Linked DNA regions of Homo sapiens: region 1 is linked to region 2. A link is a contact called in ENCODE Hi-C or POLR2A ChIA-PET data. All regions are on one chromosome and are shown on one strand. Each heading gives the region's core, a stretch centred on a gene start or an enhancer-like site at or near the end of the contact. The rest is flanking DNA. Distances are from core to core; before and after follow the strand shown. Region 1 holds the start of WDR74 (WD repeat domain 74). Region 2 holds the start of AHNAK (AHNAK nucleoprotein).

What was found. Hi-C counts contacts between places; a loop is a spot of excess contacts on that map. ChIA-PET counts read pairs that join two places held with the same protein, here RNA polymerase II (POLR2A). Pooled maps may share reads with other maps.
Region 1: a map of mammary epithelial cell shows a loop between it and region 2 (7-fold over the local background). The contact joins the promoter of WDR74 here to the promoter of AHNAK in region 2. A Hi-C loop is called at or near these places in 12 of 168 maps with a recorded cell type or tissue (B cell, CD4-positive, alpha-beta memory T cell, HCT116 and 8 more), 9 of 37 single-sample maps with no recorded cell type and 20 of 50 pooled maps. POLR2A ChIA-PET finds 5 or more read pairs at or near these places in 31 of 52 experiments (AG04449, AG04450, B cell and 24 more).

The regions. Positions count from the first base shown.
Region 1 is chr11:62,837,674-62,840,903 of GRCh38, reverse strand. It overlaps WDR74 (WD repeat domain 74), which reads left to right and starts at 1,314. Exons shown (of 11, transcript NM_001369450.1): 1 at 1,314-1,397; 2 at 1,476-1,582; 3 at 1,669-1,790. The coding sequence starts at 1,334. RefSeq lists enhancers at 121-290, 921-1,060, 1,131-1,470, 1,531-1,650, 1,761-1,890.
Region 2 is chr11:62,545,164-62,548,379 of GRCh38, reverse strand. It overlaps AHNAK (AHNAK nucleoprotein), which reads left to right and starts at 1,574. Exons shown (of 5, transcript NM_001620.3): 1 at 1,574-1,720. RefSeq lists enhancers at 937-1,467, 2,046-2,556, 2,557-3,067 and silencers at 1,423-1,592, 1,713-1,782, 2,063-2,112, 2,123-2,242, 2,773-2,902.

The sequences.
Region 1 (3,230 bases), core at 65-2,564, 290 kb before region 2:
CTGGTTTCGCGTTTGATGTGTTAAACCTAGGTCGCGCTCGGGGTTTCAAGCGTGAAATCCTAGCACTTCGGGAGGTTGGGGCGGGCGGATTGGGTAATTCCAGCCTGACTAACATGGTGTGAAAAATCCCGTCTTCACTAAAAAACCAAAAGAAAAGTGAATCAGGCCTGGTGGCGGGCGCTCTAGCCTGAGAGACAGAGCAAGATTCCATCTCAAAAAATAAATAAATCTTCGCGTTAGATAAAGGGTTTACTTGTAAACTGGTAATTTGTTGCTTTTCTGTGTTAATCTCTAGGTAAAGTAGCGACTTCCCTCTCCTATTTACGCATGCGCTATTACTGTATTTCTACTGAGCGATGACTTTCTCTGCGTTTCTCATGTAGCATAGCACAGAGTACTTTTAGTTGTTTTTGTTTTTTTTTTTTGAGACGGAGTCTCTGACGCCCAGGCTGGAGTGCAGTGGCGCAATCTCGGCTCACTGCAAGCTCCTCCTCCCGGGTTCACGCCATTCTCCTGCCTCAGCCTCCGGAGTAGCTGGGACTACAGGCGCCCGCCACCACGCCCGGCTAGTTTTGTTTTTGTATGTTTAGTAGAGACGGGGATTCACCGTGTTAGCCAAGATGGTCTCGATCTCCTGACCTCATGATCCGCCCGCCTCGGCCTCCCAAAGTGCTGGGATTACAGGCGTGAGCCACCGCGCCTCGCTGTCCGCCTCTTGAAGAGTAAACGAGGCCGGGCGCGGTGGTTTAGTAATACCAGCTGTAATCCCAGCTACTTGGGAGGCTGAGGCAGAAGAATCGCTTGAACCCGGGAGGCGGAGGTTGAGGTGAGAGGAGATCGCGCCATTGCACTCCAGCCTGGGCAACAAGGGCGAAGTTCTCTCAAAAGAAAAAAAAAATCGTCGGTTTCCTTTTCCCATCTTTCTTTCGTGACTTATATTCCAGAACGAAGCCCCACACATCATTAATGATTTGAATCGTTTCTAAAGTGTTTCTTAAATCGTTTCTTAAATCGTTTGTTGTTTCTTGTCTAACAGTCCAGAACACATATTACATAATGGAGCCGGGAGACAGACTAGGGCTGGCTTGATCCGGCCACGCAGTCCAGGAAAGGTGCTTTTCACCCCCAAGTGCAAAATGATCAATGTATTCTTCCGATCTACATAAACAAGCACCTCCTGGTTTCATTTTCGTAAAGCAAAACAAGCATGGAAGCTTTACTGTTTCGGCTCTTCAAACTTCCAGCAACTACACTGCGCTGCATCGGACTCGACGCCCGCTGGTGACGCACACGCTGCGCCGGAAGTGTGAACTGTCTGCCTCCAGGCTTTGTCATGGCGGCTGCTGCTGCACGCTGGAACCATGTGTGGGTCGGCACCGAGACTGGGATCTTGAAAGGTGGGTGGCAGGCTCGGGCGTCGGGAAGTGCAGGGGTGCACTCGCGCCCCTGGCGTGACTGACGCCTTCGTCTCTCAGGGGTAAATCTTCAGCGAAAACAGGCGGCGAACTTCACGGCCGGAGGACAGCCGCGGCGCGAGGAGGCAGTGAGCGCCCTGTGTTGGGGCACCGGCGGCGAGACCCAGGTGAGTGGCCCCTGGTCGGGCCGGAGCTGGGGGCCTGGGGCGCAGCAGCCTCGCTCTCCTCGCCATCTTGCCCTTCTTTGCCGCAGATGCTGGTGGGCTGCGCGGACAGGACGGTGAAGCACTTCAGCACCGAGGATGGCATATTCCAGGGTCAGAGACACTGCCCGGGCGGGGAGGGCATGTTCCGTGGCCTCGCCCAGGCCGACGGGTAAGACCAATCCCCTCGCTAAACTCAGGGCCGAAGGGAGAGCGTTGATGCTCCCTGAGGATACTGGAATGATGGCGACAGGCAAACTCTTAGTGACACGGCTTTGAATGGGTGACAGGGACCTGGGTTTCTGCCTTATGTAGTTCATACCTGTAACACACATTTATTGAACACCTACTGAATTCCAGGCACTGGGAGAAGTACAGGGGCTGCCGGTAAAATTTCTGCCTTCAAAAAGTTCTCATCCTCTAAGGTTTTTCACCTGACTCCATTATAATCCTCTAAGTAACCATGGGCAAGTCATTTAATAGTTTTGTGTGTGTGTGTGTTTGTTTTTTGTTTTTTTTTTTTTTGGAGACGGAGTTTTCGCTCTTGTTGCCCAGGCTGGAGTGCAGTGGCGCGATCTCGGCTCACTGCAACCTCCGCCTCCCGGGTTCAAGCGATACTCCTGCCTCAGCCTCCCAAGTACCTGGGATTACAGGCGTCTGCCACCACGCGCGGCTATTTTTGTATCTTTAGTAGAGACGGGGTTTCACCGTATTGGCTAGGCTGGTCTCGAACTCCTGACCTCAGGTGATCCACCTGCCTCGGACTCCCAAAGTGCTGGGATTACAGGCGTGAGCCACTGTGCCTGCTTGTCATTTAATAGTTTTAAGCAAGGCTGGGTGTGGTGGCTCATGCCTGTCATCCCAGCACTTTGGAAGGCCGAGATAGGTGGATCACTTGAGGTCAGGAGTTCAAGACCAGCCTGGCCAGCACGGTAAAACCCCTTCTCTACTAAAAAAATACAAAAATTATCCGGGTGTGGTGGCTCATGCCTGTAATCCCAGCTACTTGGGAGGCCGAGGCTGGAGAATCGCTTGAATCCGTCCCGCAGAGGTTGCAGTGAGCAGAGATCGCACCAGTGCACTCCAGTCTGTGAAACAGAGCAAGACTCCATCTCAAAAAAAACAACAAAAAAAGTTTTAAGCATGCATTCATTAATTCATTATTAATTCATTTATATTTTTTGAGACAGAGCCTCACTGTGTCACCTAGGCTTGAGTGCAGTGGTGCATTCATGGCTCACTACAGCCTCAACCTCCCGGGGTCAAACGATCCTCCCGCCTCAACCTCCTGAGTACCTGGGACCACAGGCAGGTGTCACCCTGCCCAGCTAAATTTTTAAGTTTTTTATAGAGATGGGGTCTCACTGTGTGCCCAGGCCAGTCTCAAACTCCTGGGCTCAACTTGAGCTCAACCACCAACAAGGTGATGTAGCTCTGAAAGCAAAGATTAGGAAGGTGCTAAGTGGTTGGATGACTGGCCTTGCTTTCTTCCAAAGATGATGAAAGAGGGCTGTGAAGCAGGCTGCATAGGTTTGGTGGTGGTAATTCTGACAGGTGAGGTCTGGAAAGCCTGTGGGGGGGACTGGATGTCTGAACTGGTTCTTGAGGGATG
Region 2 (3,216 bases), core at 325-2,824:
TTTTTTTTAAGTGTTCTATAGCTCAAAAGTTTTAGATTTGTTTTTTCTTTAAATAAGGTAGGTGCTAGGAAAGGGGTGCAGAACAAAATGGGGGAGCAGGTGATTCTTGGGAAAGTGTGAGTCTGTGACTGTGTGCTTGGGATGTGTTGTGGCGAGGCTGCCTCTGCCATGGGGTTGAGTCATTATCTGGGCACCTGTGTGTGTGTATTAGAGAGAGCAAGAGAAAATGCTGGTGCCCAAGTCTCCGCTTTGTGTTTTCACATGTCTCTGCCTGTCTGGATGTCTGCACATGCGGCTCCACCTTTCTGTGTCCATTATATGAGTGCCCATGTCTGTGGTTCCTCTGGCTGTCTCTTCCCTCCCCCACGGCCTGTACTCTGTGCCGGTAACTGGACCTGGACACAGCCCCCAGGGCTGGCAGCAGAGTTGACTGCTGGGTATTTTTAGCCTGTAAACATGTTTGCCATTTCAGAGGACAGGGCCGAGCTGGTCTCAGCTCCAGCCCACTCATGATCTTGCAGCAAGGAGGGCGCTCCTGCCTTGGCCAGGTCTCCTTAGTTCCCCAGCCTGGGGTCTCTCTTTCCTTAGCATTTGGGAAGGAGGGGAAACTGGCTTGGAGCGGGCAGTGGGTGGCCACCTAGGAGGGAGGATAAAAGGACTCATGAGGGAGAAGAGAAAGGGAGTGTGGAGGGGAGTGTGTAGCCAGAAGGCCCCCGCACCCCATCATTAAACGTTTAATAAAATCTCGATGTAGTTAGAAGTGGCTGTGGGAAATCGCTGTAAATTAGGAGACTCAGCGTCCCGCAAGTGGGGAGGCGGGGGCGGCGCTCAGAGAAGGAATGGGAGGCAGAGGAAGCGCTGGGGCTCTGGCTCCTGGGGGCGGGAGTCTGGAGAGGAAGGTGGGCGTCGGGTCCGCTGTCCAACGCCCGGGGTCCTCACCCCCGTATGCCCGCGGCCTGCGCAGCACCGCGGTGCGCGAGGCACTGGTGACCCCGGCTCCTGGGGGGTGGAAATCCAAGCCAGTTCTGTGCGGATATGGACGGAGGGGCCCCCAGAAAGAGAGAACGCGAGAAATGGGCGCGGCAGCACGGAGCTTGGGAACCAAGCAAGGAGGCTGGGGCCTGGGATCTGAAGTGTAGTTGCCTAAGCTGAGAGAAAACTCAAAGGTCCGGAGCAAGCTGACGGTCGCGGCTGAATCACCCAGCCACCTTCAGAGCCCCCAGGCCCTTCCTGCAAAATAAGTTGATTCGCAGTTCCAGCTGTGAGGGTGAGCCCAGGGAGCCTGCAGGAGTTTCTTGCCAATGAAGCCACACAGTGCACATGTTGGAGAGCAGGTCCAGGTCCGGGACAGGACAGGGGGCAGTGGATGCGGGGAGGGGGGGAAAGAATGTCCCCGCGTCCCCCAGCGGCCCCCCTCCCCAGCAGCCCACTCCCGGGTCCCTCCAGGGTCTGCCCCGCTCGCCAGTCCCAGCCCCGCTCCGGCCCCGCCCGGCCCCGCCCTCTCCCCACAGCTCCGGGCAGACCCGCCCGCCCGAGCCGGAGTTACAAGAGCCGCCTCCGCGCACGGGGGCCCGGCCACTCGGAGCTGCTCTGCCGCGGGGACTGCACCGCCCGCCCTGCCAGACCCGCCCGGAACGGGGCTCGTCGCCGCCAGTAGCCGCAGCACCGCAGCCTTGGGCCTCGCGCCGGCTATGGCCGTGCCCTGGGGCTGAGCCCTCAGGTAGGGGCGCCAGGCGCACCGTGGCGCCATCGGGGTCCGGGGCACCAAGGGCGGGTCGCGGGGAGGTGGGTTGCGGTGCTCCGGCAGGGCGCGTTGTTGGGGGTGTCACTGTGAGGATTCAAGCAGTTTGGAGCAAGCGGGGCCACCCGGGGCGGCGACGCGTCGCTCTCTGGGAGCGGAGTTCTGCCTCTGGAGTTGGGGCGCAAGTTGGTTAAAGTTGGAAAATCGCTCCGAAGTGCTTTGCTCCACTCTTTATTTCTCCGGAGGGCGGACTGTTGGCTCCACTGCAAGGCAGGGCGCCCCGTTCCGGGCCTGGTGGCCTCTGTCCCACCTCCTCTCCCTGCATGGGGCGGTGGCTCGGGGGCTGCTCCGTTCGTATCCCATGTTTACTGGAGGGGAAATTTCCGAGATCGCCACCGCGGCCCCCAGCGCCTCCGCGCCTCCGCGACCCCGCACCGTGCGCCCCCTCGGCTGTCCTTCCGCGCTCCCTGCACCTCTGCCCCTAACCGCGTCCCGAGTCGTCCAGGCCCCACCCTGTTCTGTACCACCAGCCCCTCAGCCTCCTCCAGCTGCCCCGCCCTAGCCTTGCCTCTCCGCGTTCCCCGCTCCAGAAAACCTTCCTCTCGGGCCGCGGAACCTGGAAGTTTGCAATGCGCCTCCCAGCGGGATGGGTGGGGAGGGGGACAAAATTAGGGAGATTCCTATGCTGAGGTGGGCGAGGAGGGGGGTGCGCTGCGGCGGCCCAGTCCTCGGGACCGCCCCTTCCCCTCCGGAGGCGGCGCTTTCCCCCCGCCCAACTCCCAAACCCGTCCGGGCGGGATGGCCCCCGCCCCAGAGCCTGGCCCGGCGCCAGCAGCCTGAGGAATGTGGTGGTTGGAGCCGGTGACTAATTCAAACCAGAACTCAGGGAGGAGTGGTGAGGGGCAAAGGGGAGGAGGAAGGGGCTGTGTGTGGGAGTTGGGGGCAGGAGCCGGGCTTGGCGTGGGAGGAGGGCTAAGCTGCGCTCGCTGGAACCCTGCGCTCCAGCGGTGCGCGCCAGGAGAGGGGGCCCGAAGCGAGGTCTCGCCTAGAGTTGGAAAGGCAGCGTGCTTAGGGTGTGTGCAGAGCTGTGTTATGTAAGGCTTTCCCATGCAAGGGGAGGGGGTGTGTGTGTGCAGTGTGCGAGGGCCTGGGCCGTCCCTGGCAGGGCTGGTCGCCCCCCAGCAGTGCCCAGGCCGGGATGTGGGGGCGCAGCCCCTTGGCGGCGCTGACCATGAGGGACTCCAGGGGCCCAAACAGGGCTGGCTGTGCCCCTTGCTGGGAGGGGTGCGGAGGGGGCAGATGGGTGTTCTCAGCTGTAGCCGAGGCCCCACAACAAGGTGGGGAACGGCTCTGGCCCCTCTGCACAATGAGGCCACTGAGGGTTGTGTGCGATGTGTGTGCTTGCCGGTTTCGCAGGGTGTGGCTCCCGCCGCGGCGACCGTGGCAGTGAGGTGCTCCCAGGGAGCGTGCGGTCG